Linked DNA regions of Homo sapiens: region 1 is linked to region 2. Evidence: read pairs that join two places in POLR2A ChIA-PET (ENCODE). Cell type or tissue: IMR-90. All regions are shown on one strand. Region 1 overlaps SMIM14-DT (SMIM14 divergent transcript). Region 2 overlaps PDS5A (PDS5 cohesin associated factor A).

Region 1 (4,000 bases), 160 kb before region 2:
TTTAGAGAGAGAGATGGAGTCTTAGTATGTTACCCCCAGGTTGGTCTAGAACCCCTGGGCTCAAGCAATCCTCCCACCTCAGCCTCCCAAAGTGTTGGGCCTACAGGCGTGAGCCACCACATCCGGCCCAACATTCAACAAAATTTAATAACCATTCATGACATAAATTATCAGGGAACTAGGAATAGATGAGAACTTCCTTTGAAGTTTAAGTAGAAACATGTACAAAAATTACAACTAGTATATTTAATGGTAAAATAGTGAATGCTTTCTCCTCGAGACTGGGAATAAAGCTAAGATAACCACATTTACTACTTCCATTATATTGTATCAGAGGTCTTATCAAATATAGCAAGGCAAAAATAAAGATATAGAAATTCAAAAGTCCTGGAATTTGAAGACCCCAAGAACCAGGAGCTCCAATGTCTAAGCATGGGAGAAGATGAATGCCCCAGCTCAAAAAGAGAGAGAGTGAATTTGCCCTTATTCCACGTGTGTGTGTGTGTGTGTGTGTGCGCGCGCGCGCGCGCATGACGGAGTCTCACTCTGTCACCCAAGCTGGAGTGCAATGGCGCAATCTCGGCTCCCTGCAACCTTTGCCTCCTGGATTCAAGCAATTCTCCTGTCTCAGCCTACTGAGTAGCAGGGACTACAGGTGTGCATCACCACACCCAGTTAATTTTTGTATTTTTAGTAGAGATAGGGTTTCACCATGTTGGTCAGCCTGGTCTCGAACTCCTGACCTCAAGTGATCCACCTGCCTCAGCCTCCCAAAGTGCTGGGATTACAGGCGTAAGCCACCGCGCCCAGCCTCTTCTTCCACCTTTTTATTCTATTTGGGTTCCCAATGAATTGAATGATGCCCATCCACATTTATGAGGGCAGACCCTCTTTACTCAGTCAACTGATACAAATGCTGGTCTCTTCCAGAAACACCCTCACAGACACATCCAGAAATAATGTTTTACCAGCTATCTGGGCATCCCTTAGTCCACCCAAGTTGACCCCAAATTAACTATCACACCATCTTACCAGCTCCCTTTCCCACATCCAAACAATCACTGAATCCTGTTAATGTAACTTCTAAGTCAGCTTAAGTTTTGGCATTCTCTCTTTTTCAGTACCAATTCTTAGATCACTGCCTAGACTAATAAAATAATCTCTTAATTGGTGATTCTGCCTAGAGTCAGCTCTTCACAAATCATCCTGTGTGTTGTTGCCAGGGTGTTCTTTCTGAGATCTTTCTCTAACTATGTCATTTCCCCATTTAAAACCCTCTGCAGGACAGGACAAAGTTCAAATTCCTTTACATCTGAATCCCATTCTCCACCTTATGCATTGCACTGGAACATTGTAAATCTCTTTGTTTCCTGCACACATCATGCTCTTGTACATGGTGTTCTGCTGCCTGGAATGTCCTTTCCACCTTGACTTCTTGCTGCATACCTATTCATCCTTTCAAATCTGGTGCCTGCAACCACTTGCTGGTGTTCTGTGACACTTTCTTGAATCTCACAGTGAGAATATCCTCCTCTGCACTATTTCACGACCTTGCACATAGTTCATTTGTTTCATACATCACACACTGTTGTGTTACGTATTGACATGGCTGTCTTCACAACTAGGCTCTGAGCACCTTAAAGGCTGGGACTGACGCCAGTCACAATCTAATGCAAAGGACAGTGCTGTTATGGAAATGTTTATTGAACTGAACTGAAAATCCTGCCACATAAAGAGAGCTTAGGAAGGACAGAGAAGAGATAGAATGCTGAAAATGCCAAGCATAAACTTTGCAGTGGCTGAATTGTAAGAAATTCACCCAAAGAGTCAGCTCTGAGTCACCTCTTTTGAGGTTCAAAATCACACAAATGAAGCAACTGAACATAGAATTTAACCACTTACTTTGAAGAGGGTTTCTTGCTAGCCATTCAGGAAAATACAAAATGATGCAAATATCTTTTTAAAATAAAGAATATATAGAAATTCAAATCAAGTATTAAAATGTAAGGCTAGTTCACCTCCTCAGAGAGAATGAATAACTTGGAAGAGGAAAAAATGGTCTAAAAATTTCTATTAGGATAGTATCTCTTCTTTTTCCTGCATTATCATTTTGTATTTTCTAAGAGATAGAACTCACTTTCTGTTCCTACCATTTTATAAGGCCTCTATTTTAGCAGTAAATTGGTTGAATTACTGCCTGAAACTCTACATTTTAGATGAAATATTATAAATAGGATATTTTGTGAATTGCAGTTACTTGTTACATAAAGGAACAGCTATAAAAACGCATCGAAATAGGTAAGACATTTTGAAAAGCAAGATTTTGTATTGAACTGTCTGTGATGCATTGTAATAGGTTAGTCCAAAAATACTAACTTGGTTTTCTTTTCTTTTTTTTTTCTTTTTTCTTTTTTTTAGCTCAAAGCACCTGTCATAAAAATATTAACTTGTAATAAAAGTGTTTAGTAACACTAATATGTGATGGCAATTTCAGGAAAGTCAATGTTCTGAGCAAGAAGAACAAGGAACAGAAGGTATAATGATAACAGATGAGAGAGGAAAAAGCAGACTCAATCAACTCCTACTTTTCCATCATTTTTCCGTTACAGAGAATTATCCTCAAATTAGAAGGAGTAGGACCTACATGGTAAAGAAAAAATTTACGTGCAAGGCAGATGAGGAAGTAAGAGAGCATCCAGCCCCTTCACACAACTTCATTCTCTGTCTTACCGAAAGAATGTGAAATGTGGTGGTAGCTTTACTGGGGACAGGAGAGGTGCCAGAAGTTTGAAGATGGACTAATCTCCTTGTTTTCTAAAAGAAGAACCTATAAGTCTCTGAGCACATTTTTCTTTGGCAAAATTCTGGAATGGATAATTAGACAAATGGTTTGTGAATCTTTAGAAAAGTGGCAAAAACAAGGCACAGCATAAATTCACTAAAAAATAAGTGGACCTAAACTAAGCATTCTTTCTTCCTGATAGGAATCCTACTTTCCTTGGTCTGACACCTGCAGGGTCAAGTATGGGCCTTGGAGTCAGCTGAGGCTGAATTCCAATTCCAGTTCCACCACTCCAAAAGTGACACTTGGACACCAAATTCTCTGAGACCCTCCTGTAATGCAAATTTAGTGGAGCTACTTTGGGGTTAGCTCTCTCTCCCCCAGGGCCTTCCTTGAGACCAGTTTCACACATGGTCTCATTACAAAACAGTAACAACAAAAACCCCAATTTTGGAGGCATTAATAAATAATGGGGATTATATTATACATAACAAAGCAAAATATTCATAAAAATCATCTTCTATAACCTGGGTCTGGCTGGGTGCAGTGGCTTACACCTGTATTCCCAGCACCTTGGGAGGTCAAAGTGGGCAGATCGCTTGAGCCCAGGAGTTCCAGACCAGCCTGGGCGACATAGGAAAACCCCATCTCTACAAAAAATACAACAATTAGCCAGGAATGATGGTGGGTGCCTGTAGTCCCAGCACTAGGGAGGCTAAGGCAGGAGGATCACTTGAGCCCAGGAGTTTAAGACCAGCCTGGTTAACATAGGAAGGCCCCGTCTCTTCCAAAAATACAAAAATTAGACCAGGCACGGTGGTTCACACCTGTAATCCCAGCATTTTGGGAGGCCAAGGCAGGTGGATCACCTGAGGTCAGGAGTTTGAGAGCAGCCTGGCCAACAAGGTGAAACCATGTCTCTACTAAAAATACTAAAATTAACCAGGACTGGTGGCGGATGTCTGTAATCCCAGCTACTTGGGAGGCTGAGGCAGGAGAATCCCTTGAACCCAGGAGGCAGAGGTTGCAGTGAGCCAAGGTTATGCCATTGCACTCCAGCCTAGGAAACAAGAGTGAAACTCTGTCTCGGAAAAAAAAAAAAAGCTATGTATGATGGTGGGCACCCATAGTCTCAGCTACCAGGGAGGCTGAGGTGGGAGGATCACTTGAGCCCAGGAGGTCAAGGCTGCAGTGAGCCGTGATTGCACCACTGTACTC
Region 2 (4,000 bases):
CTGGAAACCTTAGGAATCAAGTTGTCTGATGCTAAGAGAACTTTAAACTCTCTCTAAATAGAACACACCTACTGATTGCTTGAGGGACTTCTCTGATACTTATGCATAGATACTCTTTTTCAGCATGTTGGAGGCAATATTTTATACTTTCTAAAGGGTTCTGAAGAGGCAATAAGGAAGAGTGGGGATTTTTCTGCCCCTGTAAAGGTATCATTTTCTATCATTGGTATCCATTGTTCCCTAAGCATCTTCTGATACCTAAATGTGTGTAAATGCATATTTAAAATAATTACCCATCTTTCAGTCAATACACAGCCAACTCTTGATTATCTATGAGAAACGTAAGTGACATTTACTCTCAAACTTCACTCTAACAGAATCATCCACCTTTGATACACTTGTTTGTTTTACATCCCATGTACACTACAGCCTATCAAGACGAAGTTATAACACAAATGTTGTTTCCTCTGACCCATGCTAGAAACGTGTAAGGAAATGGAGTGAGCACATTCTGCTAGGGCTTTGCGGATGACCCTACAGTGGACAGTGGGGGCAGGATAGAACTCTGGACATGAGAAAAGACAAATTTCATGTTCCTCCAGAATCAGGTCTTACATGCCTTCGTTATTTTGTTATCACAAAATTAAAAACCTGAGGCTTAGTCACTATTTTATATAGATAATGGAGAGTTGACTGTAATCATGTTATGACTTTAGCTCTTTAACATGAAAAAATTCACAAGAAAGCATATGATAAAAAGATTAAAAAGACTGCCATGACATCTAGAAGCATTTATTTTATGCAAAAAACTTAAATATGATTATGTGTACACATAAAGTGCACACATTACCTATGCTGAACAATGCCAAGAAACATAATATATTGATGCAACAGTTTTCTAAAATAAACATAAAAATGAGCCCAGACCATCAGACAAAAGCAAAACACTTATTTCCAAATAGCACAATGCTGAAAATTGATAGCAATCCTAAAACACCTCCAACTTTCCTTAAAAGCTGCCAAAGTCCAACTATTTTTTAAAAATTGATTTTTTTTACATTAATAAAAATCTGGTGACAAACATTATAAAACCAAATGCTGGACAGTCTTTACTCCTTTAAAATTCCAAATATTCCAACATAATCACAGGAGTAAAAACCATTTTAAAGTGATATGCTTTATGAAACAAACAACAATATGTACATTTATTGCAAATTATATTAAACTAAAATGAGGGGAAATCAAAATATGAACTGTTTACTACTTGCAAATCAATAATTTTAATTTTCTCACTCTGATAAAAATCAGAAAGCAACATTTATAAAATTGCTACCACATCACTTTTCATAGCAGGGAACCGAAATCTGTACATCTCATTTTTGCAGAAAAGTAGGCAGGCAGAAAGAATTATACATAAAAGTTTCCAAAAGGAAAAACAAAGAAATATTTAATCTGATCTCTTTTCTTTTAAAAAATTAATTCAGTAGACTTCTATTTTTTCCTGTGTAACATGGGAATTCCTGGCTCTAAAATGGATGAATTTTCAGTGTCAGTGTAAAGACATCTTGTTACTTTCTTTAAAATAAAAACTGCAGCGTGGAAATTAATGGTGTATTACGCATTTAAACTCCAGATAGGCAGGAACTGGAACCAAGTGTTAAGCAATTTGCTTAATTATTGACTTTTCGTAAGAAAAGTCTAGGGGAAGGGGGAGAACAGAGTTGCTTTTAGCCTCTCTCTCAAGAGTTTCTGCTGTACATTTCCATCAGAGGACTTGTGGTCATGTGAAAAGGAAGTAATAGTCTCTTTAGTTTTCAAGGCAGAGAGTGTGTGTTCTGAAGTGAGCTTCATTTTCTGTTCAGGGACATTTGTGAATCCAAGTTTTTGCAGAAGCTGGAGCCTGCTTCTGTTTGGCCTTCATTTTCTCCCTTTGCAAATGCATTTTTACCTTAGGGTTAAGAATAGAACGCAAAGTTAGAAAAGATGTGGAGAAGATATAAACCAAACGAAAATGATTTCATTTCCATAGTTGTTATCTAAAATCTTTTTTTTTTTTTTTAAACTTAAGCATCAGGATCTCACTCTGTCACTCAGGCTGAAGTACAGTGGCACGATCATGGCTCACTCAGCCCCAACTCCTGGGTTCAAGTGGTCCTCCAGGCTCAGCGTCCAGCCTGAGCCTCCCAAATAGCTAGAACTATAGGCGCACACCACCATGGCTGGCTAATTTTTAAATTATTTGTACAGACGGGATCTCATTATGTTGCCCAGGCTGGTCTTCAACTCCTGAGCTCAAGCGATCTGGGAAGCCTGCGCTTCTCAGATTCACTACTGGGATTACAGGCATGAGTCACTGTGCTTGGCATGTTATCTAAAATCCTTAAAAAGTTTTTTCATTTTTTCACCTGAAACTTGGTTTAAAGAGCCTTTCCCTAAACTATATAAAAACCAAACACCAATAAAGAAGTTTTTGTTTTCAATGACTTAGTGCTGCTATCCAATGCCCTATTTGCTTACAACATTAAAAGCTATTTATCATACTATGGCAAAATGAATTTATAAGCAGCAAAATAACTTCTGACTCATGAGCTGGGTAAACATAAACGTTTTAGCATACTAAAAACATCCCAACCAAACTGGCGTGTTTTTTTTTTTTTTTTAAACGCATTTCCCTAATAGGGAGGGAAATTCTGATCCCTGGAAGCACAGGAGAGTGGGACATGGCCTCTTTCTCACCTCCTCTCACCTACTCCTCTTTGGGAGAAGGAGGAACTCATCTAATAGATGAGATTAGGGAAAAGGAATGAGCATGTTGGGATTGACTTCATCAATATTTGTTCTTTTGCCCTGAGAAGTGCATTCTGGTTTGTCTGTGGCTGTTCAATTCAGTGGCAAGGCATTAGCAGCCCAACTTGCCTAATTCATTCCACATTTTTATTTATTTATTTATTTATTTATTTATTTGAGATGGAGTCTCGCTCTGTTGCCAGGCTGGAGTGCAGTGGTGTGATCTGGGCTCACTGCAAGCTCCACCTCCCGGGTTCAAGCGATACTCCTGTCTCAGCCTCCTGAGTAGCTGGGACTACAGGTGCGTGCCACCATGCCCAGCTCATTTTTTGTATTTTTAGTAGAGACGGTGTTTCACCATGTTGGTCAGGATGGTCTTGAACTCTAGACCTCGTGGTCTGCCTGCCTCGGCCTCCCAAAGTGCTGGGATTACAGGCATGAACCACCACGCCCGGCCCATTCTACATTTTTAATCAGCCTGATCAGTAGTAAGACTGTCTCCTTTTCCACAATTTTACACCTAAAAGAGAAAGAAAGATATATTCCCAAACTCCTTTACTACATACATATTTTATAAAGGTAACAATGCTAAAAGAGCTAAGTGATTATTACAATTCATACAGAGACTATTAATTTGTTATACTATTTGAAGCAATTTTAACAATATGCTATTAAAGAATTTTTTTTTTTTTGAGGCAGAGTCTTGCTCTGTTGCCCAGGCTGGAGTGCTTGGCATGATCTCGGCTCACCACAACCTCCACCTCCCAGGTTCAAGCGATTCTCCTGCCTCGGCCTCTTGAGTAGCTGGGACTATAGGTTGCGCCCCCACGCGCAGCTAATTTTTGTATTTTTAGTAGAGATGGGGTTTCACTATGTTGGCCAGGCTGGTCTTGAACTCCTGACCTAGTGATCAGCCTGCTTTGGCCTCCAAAGTGCTGAGATTACAGGCATGAACCACTGGACCCGGCCAAAGAATTATTTACAAGCTGCCTGCTACACCTTCAGGAAGCTTCCCTTTCCTAGCCCTGAGTCCTCTGTATTTCTTGGGCTGCTCTCACAGACTTCTGAAAGACCCAGGTCACTGGAAGAGCTCCTGGACTTGATTCTATGTACCAAGATGAACTGCCATCACTGCAAGCACTTGGCTTCTGAAAAATTTCATGTTATTTTGAGAAAAATTCACTTGTTACTAAAAAAAATTCATATTGAACTA

What was found. Peaks named below come from ENCODE experiments on the same cell type or tissue, not always from the same donor. Only the 100,000 strongest peaks of a DNase experiment are listed, where the experiment ranks them.
Region 1: POLR2A ChIA-PET joins it to region 2 with 5 read pairs; 3 of 35 experiments call an interaction of 5 or more read pairs at or near these places.

What each region holds. Positions count from the first base shown.
Region 1 is chr4:39,663,705-39,667,704 of GRCh38, forward strand. SMIM14-DT (SMIM14 divergent transcript) reads left to right here. Exons shown (of 6, transcript NR_183845.1): 6 at 2,419-2,960. Among named protein-coding and RNA genes, the nearest start is that of SMIM14-DT, 27 kb to the left of the region's middle. In IMR-90, no CTCF peak of the experiment used is centred here; a DNase peak (open chromatin) is centred at 1,827; H3K27ac peaks cover 168 bases.
Region 2 is chr4:39,823,541-39,827,540 of GRCh38, forward strand. PDS5A (PDS5 cohesin associated factor A) reads right to left here. Exons shown (of 33, transcript NM_001100399.2): 33 at 1-1,948. The coding sequence ends at 1,945. Among named protein-coding and RNA genes, the nearest start is that of UBE2K, 130 kb to the left of the region's middle. In IMR-90, no CTCF peak of the experiment used is centred here; a DNase peak (open chromatin) is centred at 2,341.